Linked DNA regions of Homo sapiens: region 1 is linked to region 2. Evidence: chromatin loops called from intact Hi-C (ENCODE). Cell type or tissue: mammary epithelial cell. All regions are shown on one strand. Links, peaks and the distances in the headings refer to the core of each region. The heading gives the core; the rest is flanking DNA. Region 1 overlaps ABCD4 (ATP binding cassette subfamily D member 4). Region 2 holds the start of LOC105370564 (a long non-coding RNA gene).

Region 1 (7,830 bases), core at 22-2,521, 77 kb after region 2:
CAGCCTGCGGTCTGTCCTCATGTGCTCCACATGCCCAGCTCTGACAAGGAAAGGCTGGGATGTCCACAGGGCTGGAGAGGTTCAGCCAGGTTGGGGGGCCGCCTGTCCCATATCACACCCTCCTTTAGAAACCAAGGCCATTCAAATGATCTTGGTCTCAGGATCTGTCTACTGGTAGCGCCCATTCACGGCTTCAGTCATGCCTTAATGGTATTGTCTGTGTGAAGAACATAAACTCTAGAGTTGGGCAGACCTAGTTCAAATCCTGGCTCTGGCCAGTTACTAGCTGCGTGACACAGGCAGGCTACTTAAGCCTCCAAGCCTCAGTTTTTTTAATCTATAAAATGGAGCCAATAATACCTATGTAATAGGTTAGAGTTAGAATTAAAAGTTTCTAAATATAAAGTGCCAAGCACATAAGGAGCCCTCAATAAATAAAAACTATTGTTAAATAAACATACACAGAGCGGTCACTAGGTGTACCAGGCATTGCACTAGTTAGCTAGTGCAATAAAGAAATGAGAAAATTATCTCTGTCTTTGAGGAGCTCTCAGTCCAGAGGGCAGGCAGGCACACTGCATTCTTCACTTGGAATCAGGAGTACTAAGTGTGCCCTCAGGGCCATGGCAGCAGATAGGCTTAGCCATTAAGGGAGTCTGGGAAGGCTCTCCAGAGGAGGTGATCTGGGGTTTCAAGGATGGGAAGAAATTCGCTAGGCAGAAAAGGTGGAGGGAGATTTCAGATTTTGCACAGAGGCCACAGAAGAACTCATCTGAAACTCTACAAACTAACCTGCCTTCCCCAGAGCTTCATGAGCAGAGGCTGCAGAATCCAAAAGCAACTTTTTTCTTTTTTTTTTTTTGAGACGGAGTCTTGCTCTGTCACCCAGGCTGGAGTGCAATGGCAGGATCTTGCCTTACTGCAACCTCTGCCTCCCGGATTCAAGTGATTCTCCTGCCTCAGCCTCCCCAGTAGCTGGGATTACAGGTGCCCGCCACCATGCTCAGCTAATTTTTTGTATTTTTAGTAGAGACAGGGTTTCACCATGTTGGCCATGGCTGGTCTCGAACTCTTGACCTCAGGCAATCCACCCGCCTCGGCCTCCCAAAGTGCTGGGATTACAGGCATGAGCCACCATGCCCGGCCTCCAAAAGCAACTTTTTTACACACCCAGCCCTGCCCACCTCACAACCCCACCCCAGCGCAGATTCCCAGTATTCTTGGTGCCCTCAAGTGGTGGAGGTTGCAAACTGCAGCAGAGACTGAGGAGCAAAGGTCCCAGGGCTATCACATCCACCCCAAGTACAGAGCCAAGGAGTAGCTTCCACTTCTTAAACGCAAACCTCTGCCTGCACTATCAATCCTAACGCTGATTTCAGAGGCCTCACATAAGGCAGAGCACAGGGACCGGTTCTGGCCCTGGAGGGAAGGGATGGGATTTCATGCCGCTGCTGCTGCTCCTGCTGCTGCCGTCAGGAGACCAGACGCTTGGCTCCATTAGACAGCATTGTGGGGAGCAGGTCTCCTGGTTTTCTGAGAAGCTCCCATTCCATCCCACGCTACGGAGACAAAGGATCAGGCTTGAACCTCAGGCACTGGCAAGAAAGCTTCTTAACAGACAGAAGAGCAGAGGCAGACGGATGTCTTACAGTCACCAGCAAGAGGATGAGGCATTCATTCATTTGACAATTTCAGGCCCCACGCTAGGCCACTAAGACTAAAGCTGGCCACAGTAAGGAACCACCAGCTTCAGAAGCAAACCCCTGGACCTAAGGATGAGGCAGGCAAGGGCAGGGGGAGGTAGAGGGAGAGGGTCACAGCCAAGTGTGACAACACTCAGCCCCTGAGCTCGGTGGTGGTGGGAGGGTTGAGGATTCATCTTTCCTTCTCCACTCTCAGCTCTGGCAAGGCAGAAGGGGAACCATCTCTCCAGACTCACCTGTAGAAAGCAGCAGGCTCCGCATTCACCCGAATCTGCATGTGCTTGAACCTGGGCGGACCAAAGGGAAATGTGTGCTGACAACAGGGAGTACTGGCCTCACTCTTGTTGGAGTCCTGGATCACAAAGACCGCCCAAGCGGAGCCCGGCTCTGCCTCAAAACCGTGGCTGCCTCAGTCTGACCCTTTCCTGGACTGTTATGGGGTAGAAAACCCCAGGGCTAGGTGGTGTGGCAGGAGCTCTGCAGAGACAGGGCTGCCCCTCAGCTTTCTGCAGAGAGGACAGGGGTATTCCTGCTCACAGCATCTCCTCCTCCCAGGGCCTGGCCCAAAGGAGGGGGACAAGAAGCACAGGGCAGGCACTGGATCCATTGGCTGCCACACCCAACTGATCCAAGACAGGGCGGTTATGCCAGGGCAGTGAGAAGGCCAAGAGATGACAATGACGATGGTGATGGCCAGGCAGACACGGTTCTCAGACCTTCTCAGGTATGATTTCATTAATCCTCCTAATCCTCTCAGTAGGCAACGGTACCATTTCCACTTTAGAGACAAGAACATTGAAGCTTGGAGAGGTTAAAGACCTCTCCAAGATCACACAGCTAGTAACTGGCACAGCTAGGATTTGAACTTAGGCAGTTTTACTCCAGATCCCCTTCCTTAACTATTATGCCCCAGCCCAGAAACCTCAAGTGAGGGAGACACACCTAAAATCTCCCTCCAGCTTCTCCTGATGCACCAGCTTCATCACAATGGGGCCCATCAAAGTTTTGTTCACCACGGTCCCCAGGATGAAATACCCGAAGATGCTCACAGGCCCGAGCCAGCCTGTGCTGAAATAGAGAGAGAGGGAGAGAAGGGAGAGGGTGTGGGGTGCCACCTATCCCCACATGCCTCAGCCCTGACTCCTGTTCCCTCTCAGGTAGCCCCTGTCCAATCTGAGTGGCCCAATGGGCCCTCTGCTCCTATGTGGGGGCATCTGGTATGAGCTCTCAGAGCCAGGATATCTGTGACACTGCAACACAGGGCCAAAGGAAGGGCAGGGGCCTGAGCACGTGGGATGGGTGAGCACGTGGTAAGGTACGGTGGGAGAGAGGGGAAATAAGCTTCTCTTGGACCTTGACCTGGGAGAGCTGACTGAGGGCCCTCTGGGGAAACACCAGGCTGGGGAGGAGGGAGGCTTCACCTTTGGAAGCACTGGTAAGTGTAGTAGACGAGGGTGAACGGGGAGATGATGAGCTTGCTGGCCATGCTGCTGAGCTGCCGGCAGAATCGCTCCACGTCCTGGCTGATGCGCTGGTCCCTGGAGCCAATGACACAGAGTAGCTGGACCCAGGGAGATGGGCCCAAAGGTAGAGAGAACAAGAAACTTTCACATCACCTCTGCTCTTGACCTTGCCTCACAGTGCTGTGAACACTGACCCTATGGGAAGAGGGAACCAGACAAGGCTGGTTTCCTAGGGGCAACTAAATCCCAGGGCCTTTAAACAGGGTTCTAGAGAGTTGCATCTTACGGTGCCTTAGTTAATCCCCTGAAAAAGTGGGAACTGAAAGGTCCAGTACCCAGGGGCCTGAGCCAGCTCTGAGCAGAGCCAAAGAAAAACTTGAAGGTAGATGAGCTGTTTTGGATGATCAAGAAGACTATCCCCTTTATCTCAATCCTCCCAAATTTCTCTTATATAAGCCCTAGCCTGGCCCCTTTAGTTATCTGGCTGTGAAAGCTCCAGGCTGTGAGGCACACCTGTAGTCCCAGCTACTCAGGGGGCAGAGGCAGGATGGAAGCCATAGCCATCAGAAAGAGGCCTAGAAGTTAGGCAGCAGCAGCAGCCTCCCACGCATCTTTGCACCAAAGCTAAGCTTGAGCTGAGAGGTACCCCAACCAACAAAGTGCTTGCTAGGAAGGTGGTGAGTGAGGGGATGGGTGTGAAGGAGACCCCCTATGTCTCATCTCACCACTAGGGCCATACTGATTCCTATTCCCAATGAGTGACGTGACCTTGGGCAAGTCACTTGCAATCTCTGGGCTTCAGCTTCCTCATCTGTAAAATAACAATAGCTAACTTACACTGAAACACTTGCTATGTGTCAAGCACTGTACATGTGCATTACATGAATGATATTTCATCCTCACTACACCCTTTGAGATAGGAACTATTATTGTCCTCATTTTACAGAAGGGGAACCTGGGGCTTGGTGACTTTAAGAGTTATAACCTGAGTGGTGATAGAATGGAGATGTGAATCCTAGACTGAGTCCTGGATAGTGGTAATTTTTTTTACTGATGAAAATCTAAGAGCTGGTTTTTCTAGCAAGGACATTTTCTTTAGAACCCTCTAAAGAAACCCCTTAGTCTTCTTACTGGAAGACTAAGATATAAAGTATGAAAAGGACAAAAGAAAGCTGCTCCTAACATTTTTCTTTTTTTTAAGAGATGGGGGTTTCTGCTATGTTGCCCAGGCTAGAGTACAGTGGCTATTCCCAAGTGTGCTCACGGTGCACTACTCCTGGGCTCAAGTGATCCTCCTGCCTCAGCCTCCTGAGTTGTTGGGACTACAGGTGCATGCCACTGCACCTGGCAGGCTTCTTCTTTTTAGCTGCCTATTCACAGCCCTGCAGCTTCTCCAGGAGTCCTCTGCAGGGCACCCTCCCCCATGACTCTGGGCAGCAGCATTTGAAAACGACTGCAGATGATCTCCTTGGTGTCTGCCACCAGCAGTCTCCAGGGCTAGGCCAGAAGGAAAGGACCACACAGAGTGTAGAAAGGACTGAGTTGGGGCGCCTACGGGTTATCGATGTCATCCCGCAGCACGTTGAGGGTGTAGTACGCACGGCCCCGGAAGTAGAGGCGGTGAAGGTGCTCAGTGAGGTCCTTCCTCCAGCTCACATACAGCAGGTTGCAGGTGAACTGATCAAAGCTCTTCAGCTGTGCAGTGGGGGAAGCAAGGGGAAGGGAGAGATGGCTTCCTGAAAATCTCAGCTCAAAGCTCAAGGCTCGCAAGAGCCTCCGCTGACCCATCCCAGCCCACTCTGACTCTGATTACTCCGTCCACTCAGCACTTTTCTTTTTTAAATCATCGAGTCATGGGACTTTCCCTTCCTCACTCACTCACGTGTTCATTCCTTCACCAAATTTTTTTTCTCTGAGATGGAGTTTTACTCTTGTTGCCCAGGCTGGAGTGCAATGGCGCGATCTTGGCTCACCACAACCTCCGCCTCCCAGTTTCAAGCGATTCTCCTGCCTCAGCCTCCCGAGTAGCTGGGATTACAGGCATGCACCACCACGCCCAGCTAATTTTGTATTTTTAGTAGAGACGGGGTTTCTCCATCTTGGTCAGGCTGGTCTGGAACTCCCGACCTCAGGTGATCCGCCCGCCTCGGCCTCTCAAAGTGCTGGGATTACAGGCGTGAGCCACTGTACCCAGCCTCCTTCACCAAATATTAAAGGGCTTACCAGAGGCAAGACCCTCTTTCTACACTGTCTTATTTTGAGAGTAGATGAGCTTCTGAAGATTGGAGACCATATTGTCGATTCCATTTATGTTCTTACTCCTTTGTCCCCCAAGCTTGGGACAGAGATTTGTATGCATAGGTGCTTACTGACCGAAGACCCAACAAAAGTGGCCATGGTACGATGAGCAGTGGCTTCCCCAAGAAAACAGGTGGCACAGCCTGGCAGACAGCATTAGGCTTGAGTTCTGGTACAGCCCTGAGTCTCATCATTTACCATTTCCAGGGCACCTATGTGCTAAGCACTAGGGACATTATGAGCTCACAGTTTAGCCAGAAAACAATTACAAGCGTGTGAGGAGTGTTACAGCGAGGTAAACTCAAGGAATTCGTTAAGTACAGAAAAAGGGCAGAGTTTGGTGGAGGAGACACAAAGGAGAAAGCTGAGAAAGACTTGAAAGAGGTGACAACGGAGGGATGACGAAGAGTGAGCAGGTGGTAGCCCCCCTACTGAATGAGGGGTAGGGGAGGAGGCCATTCTGCAAGAAAGCACTGTTCAAAGGCTGGGAGGTGTGACATGGTGCCAGGGTGAGTCACAGCCTCGGTCCCGCAGAGGAGGAGCAGCAGCTCTGGCTGCTGAGCCGTTTTAATGAGCTGCCGGAAATAAGAGTTCTAGGAAGGAAAGGGGCAATGATCAGTTCTGCTAAATGCTGAATTAAACCAGAACCTGTGGCCTGGGCCCAGGAGTGGAAACATCTGAGGAATCAGTCCCACGTGGGCCAATAGCAAGATCAACGTGCTTAATAAAGGCAACTATCCCTTTAGTTCCCAGAAAAGGGAGGAAACACACCCCCACAGCTTGCTTCCTGCTTCCTGGAGGCTAAGTTCCACTAGGCATTACGGTCACACTGGACTGGAGAGGACGAGAGACACAGAGAGAGGGAAAGATCTTACCGTGGAGTTCAGAACAATGAGCATGACAGCCAGGAATGTCAGAGTCTTAAACCCTTCCAAGTCTTTGTTTCCCAGGACCCCATAGTACTGACTGGGGATCAAGCCAACCTGGTAGATCACAAATTGCTCTGAAAGGAGGGAGAGGAGTAAGAAATCAGTGATGAGGGGTTAAAAAGAAGGGAGGCTTCTTCCTGAGTCCCTGCCTCATCAGCACCCCAAAGAGATGAAAAGGGGCCGGGCGCGGTGGCTCACGCCTGTAATCCCAGCACTTTGGGAGGCTGAGGCGGGTGTATCACCTGAGGTCATGAGTTCGAGATCAGCCTGGCCAAGATGGTGAAACCCTGTCTTTACTGAAAAATACAAAGTTTAGTCGGGCGTGGTGGTGGGTGCTTGTAATCCCAGCTACTCAGGAGGCGAAGGCAGGAGAATCACTTGAACCAGGGAGGCAGAGGTTGCAGTGAGCTGAGATTATGTCACTGCACTCCAGCCTGGGCAACAAGAGAGAAACTCTGTCTCAAAAAAAAAAAAAAAAAAAAAAAAGATGGAAAGGGACCCCAAACCAGAGCTCCCCTCCCTCCTCTAGTCTGGGCTCACTCACTCACCCAGTAGGGTCAGGCACAAAAGGGTCAGGAACATCAAGGCATTTTGTGATGACCAAGAAGGAAACAAAACCTTCAGTATCTGCAGGAACCGCTGGAGAAATTGCAGATCTAACCTGGGCCTGAAGAGAAGGTGGGGAGGCAGAGAAAAGCCCAAGACAATAATTAAGCCTTAGGGAGTAGTTATTAAGCTCATCCACATTGTTCTGTAGAGGGTCCAGGCCATGCAGAAAGAATGGTTTTCAAATGCTGAAGATGGTAGGCTGGGAACAGACCACGGATACAAAGGAAATTCTTTGGCCAAGCGTGGTGGCTCATGCCTGTAATCCCAGCTACTCGGGAGGCTGAGTCAGGAGAATTGCTTGGACCTGGGAGGCAGAGGTTGCAGTGAGCTGAGATTGCGCCATTGCAACAAGAGCCTGGGCAACAAGAGCAAAACTCCGTCTCAAAAAAAAAAAAAAAACCAAAAACAAAAAACTTAAAAAATTACAAATGGATTAAAAATCTAAACGTGAAAAGTAACACTATCATGTTAATAGAAGGAAATGTAGAAAAATGTCTTAATGAAGATACCTTAAAAACCTATACAGGGGAAAACTGATGAATTTAACTTCATTAGAGTTAAATGTTTTTATTCAACACAGTGCCATAGATTAAGTTAGAAGACTTGGAGGTGGTATCTGCAGAGTGCAAAACCAACAAGGACTTGAAATCTTTATTTTTTTGAGACGGAGTTTTGCTCGTTGCCCAGGCTGGAATGCAACGGCGCAATCTCGGATCACTGCAACCTCCGCCTCCCTGGTTCAAGTGATTCTCCTGTGTCAGCCTCCTGACAAGCTGCAATTACAGGTGCATGCCACCACGCCCGGCTAATTTTTGTATTTTTAGTAGG
Region 2 (15,638 bases), core at 6,099-8,598:
AAAGCTCCATTTTTGAGTCCAGTCGGGTTTGAATTGGGGTGACTAGCCGTCTGATTTGCTTGGAACTCAGGGGTTTCCTGGGAGGAATAACAGTCTTGACCATGTGACCGTTGATCACTCTAGTTTTAATGTGGTTTCTGCTACTTAATAGCTTTGGGGTGTGGCCTTGGATAGGATTGTTACCCTTATTGAACTTAGTTTCCTTTTCCGTTAAAGGGGGAAAATAACTACTTCACCAGGTTGTCGAAAGGATCAAGTGTCCCAGATGCGTTGGTTCACACCAGTAATCCCGGCATGTTGGGAGGCTGAGGCAGGAGGATTACTTGAGTCCAGGAGCTAGAGACTAGCTTGGGCAACATAGTGAGACCCCATCTCTACAAAAAAAATGTTTTTAATTAAATAAAATTAGCCAGCGCAGTGGTACATCCCTGTAGTCCCTGCTGCTCAGGAGGCAGTGCCGGAAGGATGGCTTGAGCCCAGGAGTTCAAGGCTGCAGTGAGCTATGGTGGCAGCATTGCACTCCAGCCTGGGCCACAGAGTGAGACGCTGTCAAAAAAAAAGACAGGGGGTGGCAAGCATGATGCTCACACCTGTAATCCCATTACCTTGGGAAGTTGAGGCAGGAGGATCACTTGGGGCCAGGAGTTCAAGACCAGCCTGGGCAATATAGTGAAACCTCATCTCTCCAAAATTAAATTAGTCAGGCATGGTGGTGCACACCTGTAGTCCCAGCTACTTGGGAGGCAGAGGCAGGAGAACCACTTGAACCCAGGAGTTTGAGGCTGCAGAAAGTCATGATTGTGCTACTGCACTCCAGCCTGGGCAACAGAGTGAGACTGTCTCAAAAAAAAAAAAAAAAAAAAGAATTCAAAGAATATACCTTTGCCTATTCCACTTATACCCAACAAAAATGAGTTGACACCAAAAGACACGTGTGAAAACAATAGCAACTTTATTCATTCAAGTAAAAAACTGGGGAACAAAGGCCATCAGCAGGAGAATGGATAGATTGTATATTCTATGTGGAATGCCAACTGGCAATAAAGAATGAACAAACTACCATGCCGCTTCACACAGTAATATGGATGAATCTCCCAAACACGAATGAAGGGCACATACCGTATGACTCCATCTGTATGAAATTCTAGAACAGGCAGAACTAATCTATGTGATAGAAGTCTAAATAGTAGTAACCTTGGAGGTATTAACTGAAAAGGGGCCCGGGGAGCCTTCTGGGGTTTTGGAAATATTCTCTGTCTTGATCTGAGTGCTGGTTAACACAGGAGGGTATGTGTGTAAACATTCATCGAGCTGTGCAGTTAGTGGCTGCACACTTTAGGTAAGCTGTGCCTTAAAAGAAATTAAGGTTCTCTGAGCCTCTAGAGGGAAGTGTTGATGAAAGCTGATGGTTTTTATGTTTCAAACCACCCCATGGAAGCTATTTGGGGCAATAGCATAGGGGAATCTAGAGGATCCCAGACTCACCCTGGGTTCAAAGCTATGAAGTCAGAAAGAAGGACAGAAGATGGTCAACATGTCCCTTTGGCAGCTGCCACTCATGCTCCACCAGTGACTGAGCATAAGGGCTGGAGGGCCCTGTCCTGTGCCCTCACTCACCGTGACCTCAATGTGGGGGAGGGCTGTCAGTCAAACTCCAAGCCCAGATGCTGCACCCTTGGGCTCTCCTTCGAGGGAGCACCTTTGTCTACCCACCCTTTACTGAGAAATCAGTCCCCAGACTGGGGGCTCCTCAAGAGCGAGGACCAGATGTGTGTTTCTGTTTCTCCAGAGCCTGACCTATCATAGATGTTCATTGTACAGTTGCCAAATGGATGCCTCCAGTGACCTAACTCATCACTTAAATTCTTCCCAGATGGAACTGGCCACTGATCTTAAAGCCAAAGATAGGCTTTTTCACTCATGGATCATTCAGGCACTCCTTCCTAAAATAACTGGGATTCCAAGAGAGCTACCAGCATCTCTGACATGCTTCCGATCAGTGCAATTCTGATTCTGTTAGAAAGGATCTTCAGGCCGGGCGCAGTGGCTCACACCTGTGATCCCAGCACTTTGGGAGACTGAGGCGGGCAGATTACCTGCGGTTGGGAGTTTGAGACTAGCCTTTATTTTTAAAATAAAATAAAATAAAATAAATTCAGTTTCTTAGTTGCGCTAGGCACATTTTGAGTGCTCAGTAGCCACTTATGGCTACTGACTACCACTGTATTCGACAGTGCAGAACTGCATGCATTTCCATCATCATAGAAAGTTCCAGTGGACAATGATGGATTCCAGGTGATCCTCTTGGAGCCTGTAGCGGAGGGGAGGAAGGAAATAGGTGGGTAGGACTGGGCCCCCACCCCCAGTTCAACCAGAGGCACTTTGCCTATAAATTCAGATTTCAAGTTAGATTTCATTTGGGAAAAAAAAGTATGACTTTTTAAATACTTTTTGAAAAGGTAGTAAATACAAACTATATTTAAAATGAACAGATTATGAAAAAATACATCTTCTTGCCATCCCATAACCCTCAGACCACTAGTTAACAGCTTGTGGAAACTACACCTGTTCTGCAGCTTGCTTTTTTTTTTATCTTGGATCTTGTTCATATTGGTACCTAGAGATGTAACAGCTACATACTATTCCACTATATGGATGTGCCTTCAGTTACCTAGCCAGGCCCTGTGATGGACATTCAGGTCATTTCCTGTCTTCTGCTACTACGAACTATGTGGTGATGAGCAGATACCCTTGTGTTTAGGTATCTGTGGATATATCACTAGCAGGGGAATTGCTGGGTCAAAGACCACATGCATTTTAAACTTTAATATATATTGCTGAATTGCATGCCCCGTGCCCAAAAGAGATGGCAACAACAAGAAGGTCTTTTCCCCACACCTTCCACCAGGCCACTGTGATCAGGCCTGCAGGTGTCCTGCAGGGTAACGGTGGCTTATCTTGGGAGGGGGTTGCCATTGCCTCCCCACAGCACTGGGGCCCATTCCACCCAATCACTCTCTCTTCTTGTCACTCCTTCCTGCCACCAAGAATAGTTAACTTTTTATTTTAAAAAATTTTAATGGACTAGTTAACATTTGATTGAGCACTCATCAGGCCCCCGGGTACAAATCCTGCTCAGCCTGACCCTGCTCATTCAATTCACAGATTTGTCCTTTACTTCGGTGCTTCATGGACTCTTCATGACAACCTCCTGAGGCAGGTACCATTATTATTCCCATTCTACAGCGGAGAAGCCTGAGGTTTAGCGATTAAATCACTGGTTCACAGTCACCTAGCTGGTTAGTAGCAGAGCTAGGATCCAGCCCCAGGTCTGTGTCACCTCACAGCCTATGCTTAGTTCCAACAGGCTGCCCCACTCACCTGCTTCCCCTCATCCCTCCTCCCTTCATGGACACCAGCTCTCCCTCCCGCCCTCCGGCCCTGTTAATACCCCACTTCTCTTACGTGTCTTTGCTGAAGTACCCACAAGCCCTCACTCCCTGCCCACTCTCTCCCTCTTAAGGTCAGGGCAGACACCTCCATCCGGACCCTTCCTCCCTCACTGCCTTGGCTTCCTCTACTCTTGGCCTTGGGACTGCCCCACCTGAACTCCTGGGTCGGCCCAGCCCTCCCCTAGGTGATCGCCTCAGCCTACAGGGGCCGGGAGAGCTGGGGAGGGAGAAGCAGCGGCTTGCATCACCTGACCCTACTCAGCCAATTCACGAAGACAAGATGTCAAGTTAATGAGCCTGTGGGCCTCTAATTAGCTGTCAATTACCTCAAATTAATCACCTCCTCGCCTAATTAAGCATTATCGGCAGGTGGGCACAAAGCAGACCATTGTGTGAGAGCCATGAGAAAAGCTGGGCTGGCAAACTTGGTTAGGATCAGCTCTGTGCACTGCGCCCGCCTCCCCACAGCGCTCAGCCATGGGCCCAGCTGAGAGGCCCTGGGGCCCTCTGCCCACCACTGTCCCCAGACACTGGGGTACTTGGGGACCTCCTGGGAAGCTGAGTGGACTGGAAGGGAGGTACAGAGCCTAGAGGCAGGTGAGACAGCTTTGGGGCAGTGGGGCGGTAGGAACTGGAGGCCACGGAGAAGGGCGGAGCTTCAAGGCGTGGTGACCAGCTCCAGGCACTTACTGAGAGCCAAGGCGAGAGCTGGGCAGAGGGGACACCAGGTTGTGGCTGGGCGTCCAGGCCTGTGCGGGCAGGCAGAGCTGGCTTCCAATGCTGGCCTGGCCACTTGTGAGTTCTGTGAACCCAGAAAGAGACAATGTTTTTGAGCCACAGTTTCCATCCCTGGGAAGAAAATTTTTTTTGTTCTAAACACTGTCCTGGGTCTTTGTGAGGGTTCAGTAGGATCATGCTTGTGGAGCACCTGCCACATGGTAAATGTTCAATGTCTTTACTAGTGGCAACAGTGGACATGGGTGGTTTAAGACCCAGGGCCACCTCACCTAACAACTGCTGAAGCTGTATTGTATCCCCAAATTCTGAGCCCCCGGGCCTCAAGCCTGTAGTGCACCCTTGAAAAATGTGAGTGGGCTGGCCAGGCGTGGTGGCTCATGGCTGTAATCCCAGCACTTTGGGAGGCCGAGGCGAGTGGATCACCTGAGATCAGGAGTTCGAGACCAGCCTGGCCAACATGGAGAAACCCTGTTTCTACTAAAAATACAAAAATTAGCCAGGTGGCGGGTGCCTGTAATCCCAGCTACGCAGGACGCTGAGGCAGAAGAATCGCTTGAACCTGGGAAACAGAGGTTGCAGTGAGCTGAGATCGTGCCACTGCACTCCAGCCTGGACAACAGAGTGAGACTGTCTCAAAAAAAAAAAAAAAAAAAACAGGAAAGAGAAAAGAAAAATGTGAATGGGCTGCTAGGACGCACGGTTGCTGGATGCCGGGCTATCTGGCTACCACTTCCTCTCCACTCCCTCCCCATCGCCCAGCACCTTCCAGGGATCAGAGCCCCACTCACAAAGTGCCCTTGGTGCCATATGGAGCTCACCAGATGAGAAGACCACAGTTCTCTAACTAGAGACCAAGAAGAAGAGGGCCCCTTGGGTCTTGGGACTGCAGGGCCTAAAGCAAGGGGGGTCTCCAGGCAGCCCCTGGGCACTGAGTTCATGCCCCCAGCCATGGTCCTGGGAGGCTGAACAGAGTTCCCGCTCTCCTCGGCACAGGGCAGGGTGAGGCTGGGGGCCACCTGGACAGCTCTGCGCTCCCACTGACTGTCAAAGGCCACCACTCCCATGCCAGATCTGTCCCCTCACCCCACCCTAGCCGCCCCTTGTAATCTGTACCCACTACTTCAGCCCTGGCACAGGAAGACCTTTCCCTATCTCCTGTGGTAACAGAGACCCTTAGCCTCGCCGCCATGAAAGCTTGGAAACATCTTTCCTCTCCTTGGTCTCGGTCATTTAGCAAACATTGTACCTTACTAATTAAGCTCACTGTAAAGGGGTGATGGTCAGGTGAACACAAATCATTAATGGATGCTCTGGAGAGACAAAGAACAAAAAAAAGCTAGCACTTATTAAGTGCCTACTGTGTGCTGACAGGAGTGGTAAGAGATTCCGTGAATATGTTACACCTGTATATACTGTTATGTTTAATGAATTATTTATCAAAATAGATAATACATATACACACAATTTTTTAAACTAAAATAAGGGTGTAGAGGAAACCACAGGCTTCCCTCACTCCCCTGCCCTCCAGCCATCTGATTCTGTTTCCCACAACCAACCAGTAACCAGTTTTTCATACACTTTTCCAGAAATTAAAAAATATTTATATGTATATACATATTTCATTTTCACAAGTGAAATAAAACGTACTGTCCATCTTCCTTTTTTAAAAATAATACCGTCAGCCGGGCGCAGTGGCTCATGCCTGTAATCCCAGCACTTTGGGAGGCCAAGGCGGGTGGATCACCTGAGGTCAGGAGTTCGAGACCAGCCTGACCAACATGGAGAAACCCCATCTCTACTAAAAATACAAAATTAGCCTGGCGTGGTGGCACATGCCTGTAATCCCAGCTACTCAGGAAGCTAAGGCAGGAGAATAGCTTGAACCCGGGAGGTGGAGGTTGCAGTGAGCCGAGATTGCGCCATTGCACTCCAGCCTGGGCAACAAAAGCGAAACTCCGTCTAAAAAAAAATAAATAAATACTGTCTTGGAGATTGAATGTGGAATAGCAGCACAGTATTCCACTGCATGAATGTGAACTTTTTTCTTCTCTTTAAAATTACGTAAAAGTTGGCCGGGTGCAGTGGCTCACACCTAGGAGCGTCTGTCCATTAGCTTGTATGTCTGTCCGAATGGAAGTGCCTCCCTGGGCCGGGTGCGGTGGCTTACGCCGGTAATCACAGCACTTTGGGAGGCCAAGGCAGGAGGATCACTTGAGCCCAGGAGGTCGAGGCTGCAGTGAGCTGTGGAGGCACCACTGTACTCCAGCCTGGGTGACAAAGCAAGACCCTGTCTCTAAAAAACGGGGTGATGGGGCTCTTCCGAGTGAAAAGGTGGAACTACTGACCTAGTCCCACCCTGTCAGTTCACCATGAGGAAACAGGCTAGAAAAGGGGTTGACTTGTCCTTAGTCTGGAGCTGCCTTGTCAGGTTCTTCCAGGTACCACTTGATCACGTGGACGGGATGGCATTAGCCGTGCACACTGGGCAAATGCTCCGCCACCCTCCCTGCTCTGCTGGGCTTGGGAGGAGTAAGCGGTGGATGAGATGTCCCTGATGTGTTGGGCCTCCAAGGAGGCCCTTTATTTATTTGTTTGTTTGTTTGTTTGTTTATAGTTGAGTCTCACTCTGTCACTCAGGCTGGAGTGCAGTGGTGCTACCTCAGCTCATTGCAACCTCTGCCTCCCCGATTCAAGCGATTCTCCTGCCTCAGCCTCTCAAGTAGCTGGGATTACAGGCATGCGCCACCACGCCTGGCTAATTTTTTGTTTTTTAGTAGAGACGAGGTTTCACCATGTTGGCCAGGCTGGTCTCCAACTCCTGACCTCAAGTGATCTGCCCGCCTTGGCCTCCCAAAGTGCTGGGATTATAGGCGTGAGCCACCGCACCTGGCCCAAGGAGGCACTTCCATTCGGACAGACATACAAGTGAACGGACGGACGCTCCTAGGATGGGTGCTATGCATTGCTTAAGAAGGGGAACCTTTGAGGACCCTTGAAATCCCTCCCCTCTGATGCCTTGGAGGAAGGCGGACTGGCCCAGATTCCCGGACCGGCAACCGCCACCTGCCTCTCTGGTCTCCTCCCACCCCGAGGGGATCGCGCTCGCGCCGCGCCACTCGCGCGGCCACCGCTAGAGGGAGCCGGGAGCGTCTCCGAAGTCTCCCGCTTGCGGCTTCGCTCAGGCGCTGCCTTTCACCCGCCTCGCAGGGGCTGCGAGGCTCCGACAAGACTGGTCCCTTCTTGTCATTAGGCCCTAGGCCCGCAGCCCTCCGCGGCCCCGACCTCTAGGAGGTGCCCAGCACCAACAGGCCGACCCTATGCTCCCTACCCAGCCCTCCGCTATGAAAACCCTAACGCTGCTCTGCTACTGCCCCCATTTTACCAATTAGGACACAGAGAGGCTGACAGATGTACCTAGGGTCACACAGCGAATGCGTGGCAGAGCCGGAAACCCAGGGGGCCTGGCTCCGAACCCCCATGCCTCAGAGGATCTCAAGCACCTTCTTGTATCTTTCTGTTCAAGGGGAAACCGAGGCACAGAGCAAGTCTAGAGCATACTGTGTGGGTGGCCCAGTCTGCCAAGGACCGACAGGAGGCTAAAGCTAGGCGGCCAGCCCCTAGGCAGATGACCACAGCAGAAAAGCCTGTGGGGAGAAGAGGTGCCAGCCTGCCCCAAGGTGGGGGTGGAGGGGGCTGTTGGTGCCTCCCAGGATGGGTGACAGCTGCAGCCTTGGGTGGGAGGCCAGAGGCCCCACACGATAATAACTTTCACTCACTGCCCAAGAGCTAATCCCATTACTCTGCATGGACCCTCTGGGACCACCTCCCTAACCCCCCTTAATCCCCTGTCTCCCTCTGGGAATGGTCCAAGGGCCTCCCTGCCAGCCCATGCCAGCCCCAGGCACAGGCAGACCTTGCCCCTCAAGCTCTGTCAGACCACCTGTGCCCATGAATGCCCATCGTGCCTGATTCTTGGGGCCCCAAAGGGACAGCCAAGAAGGGTGGAGGTCCAACCTCTCTCACCCACCTTCCCTGCCATCCCTGACCCTGCCTGCCAGTCCCCAAGGCACCTTCCCAAAATAGCCTCCGGCTGGGATCCAGGTTTTCTGAGCCTCGTGTTCCTTTCTAAGCAGGCTTCTGGGGCTTGTTATCGTTTTTGTTGAAGGAATTGGCAGGAGAGAGCTTGGGTCCACAGTATATTCATCTGTAAAATGGACGCAATCGCCCCCAATTTCTATAGTCGTTCCGAGGATACAATGAGACACTATGAGACACGGAGGACACAATGAGACACAAGCCTCCGGAGTGTTATTATCAGTGGTACAGAGCTGTCTTCAGATATGCAAAGGAAGTGGATTTCTTTTGTGTGTTACCAGAAGGAAGCTCCATGGCCAGAAGGCAGATGTTAGAGAGGAAGATTCTGAAAGATACACACTGTCCTATAAGGGTGATAAGAGCCACCATGTACTTGTCTTGGTCTCTTCCTTAGGTGCCAGGCACTTAAGCTTCACAGCACTCTATGAGGTAGATACTGTCATTACCTGCGTTTTGCAGACGTGGGAACTAAGGTTAGGAAACGGCACACAGTGGTGGAGTTGGAATCAAAAACAGCTCTGACTCCAGAATTTTCTGGGGCATTCTGCCTCTCAGGATCTGCTTCTAAAAGGGGGAGCTGATGTCTGAGAGCCACTCCGCCCCCAAAGTAGTGAGCTTCCCATTTGCCAAAAGTGTTCAAGGTGATGCTGAGGGGCCACACCAGGAACCACCGGTCAGGAGCCCTGAGGTCCCATGGCAGCCCCCAATCCTCCCAGCATCCCCAGGCGCGGGTTTCCAGGAGGAGCCAGGCCACTGCCCCCTCCCCAGCCTGGACACAGAGGGGGCTCCGTTTGGCGCCCTGGGCCTCCCTCTCCCCCACCTTCTGCTGCTCCTCATTTACATAAATTATCTCTCTCCAATTATCCATCCAGCTGTCCCAACGGTGATCTGTGAATGAATTAAAAATGGAATATAATTTAATAATGGCTGATTAGAAGGAGATTAGTTGTTATATAAAAATGAAAAGCCAAGAGCCAGCTAGTTGCCCTTAATCTGAGCCAATACCATCGTTATTCCGGAAAGGCCCCCTGGCCACCATCAGGCAAGGCAGACACGGGGACAAAGACTGGGGGAGTGCCAGGTGGGGCTAGACCACCCCAGAGAGAAGATAGGGCACTGGGAGGCTGGAATTTGCAGCATCTCTGAGCTGTGGGGCGTGGGCATCTCCTGTGGCTTCCTTCAAAACAGGTTTGGGTGGCTTCTGGGGTCCCTTTTTGCTCTAAATTCTAGTCATCCTTGAATCAAACCACTGGGCTTTCCCAAGGCAGCCAATGACTTACACCAGACCCTGCTAGGCATAGGATCTGGGGTTCAGGAGTTTCGTTCCTGCTCAGGCCCCGCCTCTAAGAACACATAGCAGTAGGGAACACAGACTTCCCCTGAGGGGGTCTACCTGTCTAGGACAGGTGGTCAGAGAGGGTCTCAAGCTTGGTTGGTCCAGACGGTCCACGGAGGATGGACTGGCTGAGACAAAGAAGGGTGAGTGTGCCCAGTGGGACCTCTGGGCCATCTGAACCTCAGGTTAATGACTAGATCTAGTGAAGGGGACTAGTGCCTCTCCTCCAGGAAGTCTTCCCTGATCTCCTGGGCTTTGGGGTGTCCCCAGTGTTTCTACGATGCCCTGTGTTTTCTCCATCAGTGCACTGAGCACTGCCGATGGGGTGTTCAGGCCCCCGTTTGTGAGCTCCATGGCTTCTTCATGTCTGTATCACCAGTGTTGGGCACACAGTGGTTGCTCTACCACATCATTGAACAAATAAAGACACCACCTCCAAAAAGCCTCTGTGATTGCCCTAGTGTAGGTTATGCGCTCCTTTCTTTGCTCCCCAAACACACTGTGATTATGCCTTTAAAAATAAGGCAAGTCATTGCTGTGGAGAATATAGAGAAGGACAAAATTTTAGGTAAAGGTGGATAGATGGAGACAGAACAAAGTGGTTAAGAGGAGCAGTTTGGAGTCAGACTGCCTGCGTATGCATCCCAGGTCCACCTCTTATTGCTGTATGACCTGGGTGGGGCATGTTACTAATTTCTCTGTGCCTCAGTTTCCTCATCTATACAATGGGTGTATATAATAATAGTACCTACTCCATAGGATTTTGTGAGAATTAAATGGAAGCACTTGTGGCTCTTATAATGCTTGTCACACCGAGAGCCTCTCATCTCTGTTGATGGTGCTGGCTGGACAGTGGGCCTGCGCAAAGCCATCCCAACATCCCTGGCTGCTACTTTTACACTGCAGGGCCCACAGGGACACAACACTGTGGCGGGACCAGAATGTTTCACCAACCTCGGGCCTTCCTGAAGAGGCTCACAGCTCATGACATGCCCATGAGAGGGGTCTGAGCCCCGGGGCTCAGGTCTGGGCAGCGAGGCCTGTGTGACTGACATAAGAGGATGTCTGCTAGGCCTGAGCTTGCAGAAAAGGAATGAAAGGGCCGGGTGGCCAGAGGAGTTGGGCATGCAGACCAGGAAGGGAAGGCTGAAGAGCTCTCTGCAGCCGCTGACTCAGGCCTCAGGGGCCATCATGGAGCAGACAGCCAAGGAAATATTGTCCACAGTACCAGAGGCTGGGAATGAACAGGGTGGGCACCAGAGGAGGCTGATTCTCTCAAAATGAGAGGCAGTACAGATTGTGCACAGCAAGTGTTTGTTGATTGGCTAACTGAGCTGCACCGGATTTTTCTAAACTTTCTTAGTCAAGAAAATCTTGATTTCTTATGTTTGTAGAAGGGCCTGGGAATCCGCACATTTGACAAGAGCCCCCGGTGAGTCTCAAGAACAGGAGGTTTTGACCCCAAACTCCATCTGTCCCTCAGTCACTGCTGCAGTGCCCTCTGGCAGTGGGGGCTGACTGGTGACCCCCACCTTGCCCACTACCCTCTGACACTCACTCCCATCTCCACAGCCTCAGCTTCAGTCACTCCCAGGACAATCTCCCTGGTGAAGCCTGAGCACATCGGTCCATATTGCAGCCGGGGGAGGCCTCCCAGACCAGCCCAGGCTGTGGGATAATTTGATATTCAAATCCTGGCAAAGACCTGCTTCAAATTGCTGCAAATTAAGCTGATTTTGCCCCTCTGAATGAGGGATTTGCTCCTGTGGATCAACCCTCTTCCCAGGACTTGATGAGGTCAGGATTAGAGACGGGGAGAAAAAGCCTGAGGCCGGAGGCCGGAGAGCTGGAGAGCTGAGGGGCGGGGGGAAGCCGAGACCCTGGAGTTAGTGAAGGTTCCCAGGGTCTCAAAAGGCAGCTCTACCCAGTGATAGCAGAGCCTCTGAGGCCCAAATGGGTCAGCCCCACTCCTCCATCCCCCCAGGAGAGCACAGCTCTGTACTGTTCCCAAAGCAGTTTGTGGACCTCATCCAATCTTTCCAAGCACCTGTGACCCAGGGCGGAACCGATCACCCCCATTTTACTGATGAAAGGGGAGATGAGGCTTTATTGGCAAAGACAATCTGGACTCAACCACTGCCACCGACTTGCTACGTGACCTTGAGCAAGTGACCTCTCTCTGAGCCTCCTTGTAAGGATGACTGGCGATGCATACACAGTGCCAGGCACATAGCAAGCCCTCCATAGCATGGGCCAAGTTCCTAGCCAAAGCCCTGAAGCTAGAAAATAGCTGAATGGAGAACGTGGGGCTCTCTGGACCTCAGGAAGAGTCAGTCCCCTGCCTTCACCTGGAGGTCTGTGCCTTCTCCCAACTGTACCCCTCCTGATAGGACCTCCCCCATCCCTGGCAGAACCTCATTTCCATCTGTTTTCTCAGGGCCTGTACTGTATATTGCAGCAATTTCAAATGGCACCATTAAAGATTTTATGCTGGAGACGTTAAAATTAAAAAGATCTATGTGCAAAGAGTCACAACGAATTTAATCAACTTGATTTAATAGAAAACAGCAAATGGAATTTATGATGCTCCAAAAGACAAGGGAATTTTTTTTTCAACAAAAAATAATAAAAAGCACTTTGTGGAAAACAGAAAGTGGAGTGGGGTGGGGGTGGGGGCTCCCCATCTGAGAGTTGATCAGAACTTAATCCGCCGTGAACAACCCCAGTCGGGGCTGTTTGCCCACTAATCCCAGCTGCCATTAAAATATTAAAGATAAATCTAATCGTCTCTTTATCCAAAATAAGCGACTTTTGTGTGGGGAGAAAACATCTAACCCTTTGGGAGGAGAATTAGTCCTAATGCATCAAATGGAATTCGGTCCAGGCAGGGGCAGAATAGGGTTTACAGGCAAATGAGATGGTAATAGAAATAAAACCCAGAATAACAAATTAAAAACCCTCATTTACACGAATTAAAACAGCTCACAAAAGAGCCGGAGGCCCAGCCCTGCCCTCCTCGGCCCCAGGCCCATTCCCCCCTCCCCTGGTCTCACCCACCCGCAGGCCCCAGAGGAGCCAAGGCCTGACCTCATCCTTGCAACTTCTGCCCCACACCCTCCTGGATACTTACAGAAAAATGCACCCAACATCCGCTCTCCAAGACCAGGCGCAGGCTGGGTTTCTGAAGGCTCTCACTGAGTCTTCATTCATCTCCCCATCTCTCCTGCACCAGCTTTGGGGTCAGAAAGAACTTCATGCTTGTCCCAGTGCCCTCCCCTACTATGTGAGGTCTTGATTTGTTTCTATTTATTTATTTAAAATATATTTTTTAGAGACAGGGCCTCACTCTGTTGCCCAGGTTGGAGTGCAGTGACTCAATCACAGCTCACTGAAGCCTCAAACTCCTGGGCTTAAGTGATCTTCCTGCCTCAACCTCCTGAGTAGCTGGCACTACAGGTGTGCACCACCATGCCTTTCTATTTTTTTTTTTTTTTGGTAGAGATGGGATCTTGCTATGTTGCCCAGGCTAGTCTCAAACTCCTGGGCTCAAGTGATCCACTGGCCTCAGCCTCCTAGAGTGCTGGGATTAGAGGCTAGAGGTGTAAGCGACCACGCCTGGCCCTAGTTTTGTTTCTTAAAACCCCTGAGCCCCTATTACTTGGGGAAAATGAGGATAATAACGGCTCCTGTGCTCACACAGCCCTTCTCCCCAGCCTTGACCCCTGCTGCTGCTCCCTGGCCTGGCTCCACAGAATTTGATGAGGCAGCAGCATATGGAAGGCCCAGCACTGTGTCTGATCCACGGGGACCGCTCGATCACAAGCTCTCACAGAAGTCTCCCCCAAAAGGATTCTTAGTCAGCTGGGAGGAAGGACGCCTAGCAATGGGCCAGCCAGGGGGGCAGAAGGAGCAGGCAGCAGCCAGTTTGAGTAACTACGTGGGGTCACCCACTGGGTTGTCACTCATGGGGGCTGAGGCCAACCCAGATCTTCAGGGTTCTCCCTAAGTGGCCCCTTGCCCCCCAAGGTTGCCTCAAGTTTGGCCCTGTGGCTCCTCCTGTGTACCTTCCCCCGAACTGGGAACCCCTCCCCACCTTCTGCTCAAGGTCTGAATCCCTTCACATGAATATCCTGCTCTCTGCCTTAGTGGCTGGACGCTTCTCAAAGGAGATGCACGCTCCCTCAGGAGGCTCCAGGACCCTCTGCAAGCCATCACAAACTCATGAGGTCTTGGTACAGACAAGTGTGACAAACCCCTTCCTGAGAGCCTGTTTGGCTTGCTGAGGGGAGAGGGTGGGGAGGGGGCCCTTGTGCCCAAGTAACCCCCACCACACACACCCTACTGGAGTCCCCACACCAGGAGGGCCGGAATACACCTCTGACCTCCCCAGCCTTCCTAACAAATCCACTTGAACAGGAAACTCATGTTGACAGCATTCTATTATGGGATATTAAGTGGAATTGGATTGTGGGGCTAAACCTTTCCCTGGCTGGGTTTCTGCATTCGGTTGGCCTCCTCACCTCTGCGCCTACCACAGTCCTTCCCTCCAGCAGGGCTCGACGGGAGGGAGGGGGGTTTCCTGCCCACCTTCGTCAAATTATTCCCCCAGACTCTGTCCCCGACCCTTGGACTATGACAAATGGTGATTCTAGTAGCGATTTTCAAGAGAAAATTGGGCTGTGGCCGTGTGAGAGTGGGTGACCTTCTTCCCAACTTCTTCCCAGGATGGCTAAAAGAAAACACGAGGATGGCCAGGCGCAGTGGCTCACGCCTGTAATCCCAACACTTTGGGAGGCCGAGGCAGGCAGATCACCTGAGGTCAGAAATTCAAGACCAGCCTGGCCAACATGGTGAAGCCTTGTCTCTACTAAAAATACAAAAATTAACTGGGCCTGGTGGCACGTGCCTGTAATCGCAGCTACTTGGAGGCTGAGGTAGGAGAATCACTTGAACCCGGGAGGCGGAGGTTGCAGTGAGCCGAGAGTGCATCACTGGACTCTAACCAGGGTGACAAGAGCAAAACATCAAAAAAAAAAAAAAAAGGAAGGAAGAAAGGAAGAAAGAAAGAAAAGAAAAAGAAAAGAAAAGAAAAAAGAAAAGAAAAAAGAAAAGAAAAAGAAAACATGAGGAGATGGTGGGCAGGGTGGGATTTTTCCAGAGGGGTGTCCTAAGCCTGAGATTTGGTGGAAAAGCGTTGGGAGGAGATGGTCACAGGCAAAGGAGCTGGGGCCTCACTGCTGCAGGCTAGTGATCATTCTAGCTTCATAGTCCAGCCCCACTGCTGCCTCCTCTAGGAAGTTTTCCCTGCATGGCCCATATTAAAAAGGGGAAACTGAGGCATGGTGAAAGCTAAGTTCCCAGGTCACCGGCTAGCAGGTGGTAAATGGGGGACATGAGCCCAGGACCATGTAATTTAAGAGCCAGAGTCATTAACCACTACACCACGCTGCCTTGTGGGTGATCTTTTTATTTTTGGAGACCGAGTTTTGCTCTGTCACCCAGGCTGGAGTGCAATGGCTTGATCTCGGCTCACTGTAACCTCCAACTCCTGGGTTCAAGCGATTCTCCTCCTGAGGAGGAGAATCAGCCTCCCGAGTAGCTGGGACTACAGGCATGCGCCACCACACCAGGCTAATTTTTTGTATTTTTAGTAAAAACGGGGTTTCACCATATTGGCCAGGCTGGTCTCAAATTCCTGACCTCAGGTGATCCACCTGCCTCAGCCTCCCAAAGTGCTGGGATTATAAGCGTGAGCCACTGCGCCCGGCCCTTGTGGGTGATCTTGGCCTGGAGGAGATTGGGGAGAATGAAAGGCTGAAAGACCCAGCACCCACAGTGCGCGGGGGCCTGTCTGCATGCTTCATCGCCATCATGTCCCTGGGTCCTCTCAGTCTCACTGCAGAGCAGGTTTTCAAAAGAGATTCCCATTTTACAGAAGGAAAAACTGAGAATTGAAAAGGTTAAGGGAGCCCTTTCTCCACTTTTGTTCACGTTACAGGCCTTCCTCCGGAGCCCTC

What was found. A loop is a pair of places that touch in the nucleus more often than their neighbours do. Peaks named below come from ENCODE experiments on the same cell type or tissue, not always from the same donor. Only the 100,000 strongest peaks of a DNase experiment are listed, where the experiment ranks them.
Region 1: a loop joins it to region 2, with 13 times the contacts of the local background. A loop is called at or near these places in 5 of 110 quality-filtered maps.

Annotation. Positions count from the first base shown.
Region 1 is chr14:74,293,209-74,301,038 of GRCh38, forward strand. ABCD4 (ATP binding cassette subfamily D member 4) reads right to left here. Exons shown (of 19, transcript NM_005050.4): 2 at 6,942-7,060; 3 at 6,340-6,467; 4 at 4,722-4,861; 5 at 3,125-3,241; 6 at 2,646-2,771; 7 at 1,940-1,990; 8 at 1-40. Among named protein-coding and RNA genes, the nearest start is that of ABCD4, 5.8 kb to the right of the region's middle. In mammary epithelial cell, for the core only: a CTCF peak has its summit at 1,235 (motif pointing left); no DNase peak of the experiment used is centred there.
Region 2 is chr14:74,210,504-74,226,141 of GRCh38, forward strand. LOC105370564 (a long non-coding RNA gene) reads right to left here and starts at 7,261. Exons shown (of 3, transcript XR_944025.3): 1 at 7,077-7,261; 2 at 4,143-4,254. In mammary epithelial cell, for the core only: a CTCF peak has its summit at 7,316 (motif pointing right); no DNase peak of the experiment used is centred there; H3K4me3 peaks cover 326 bases.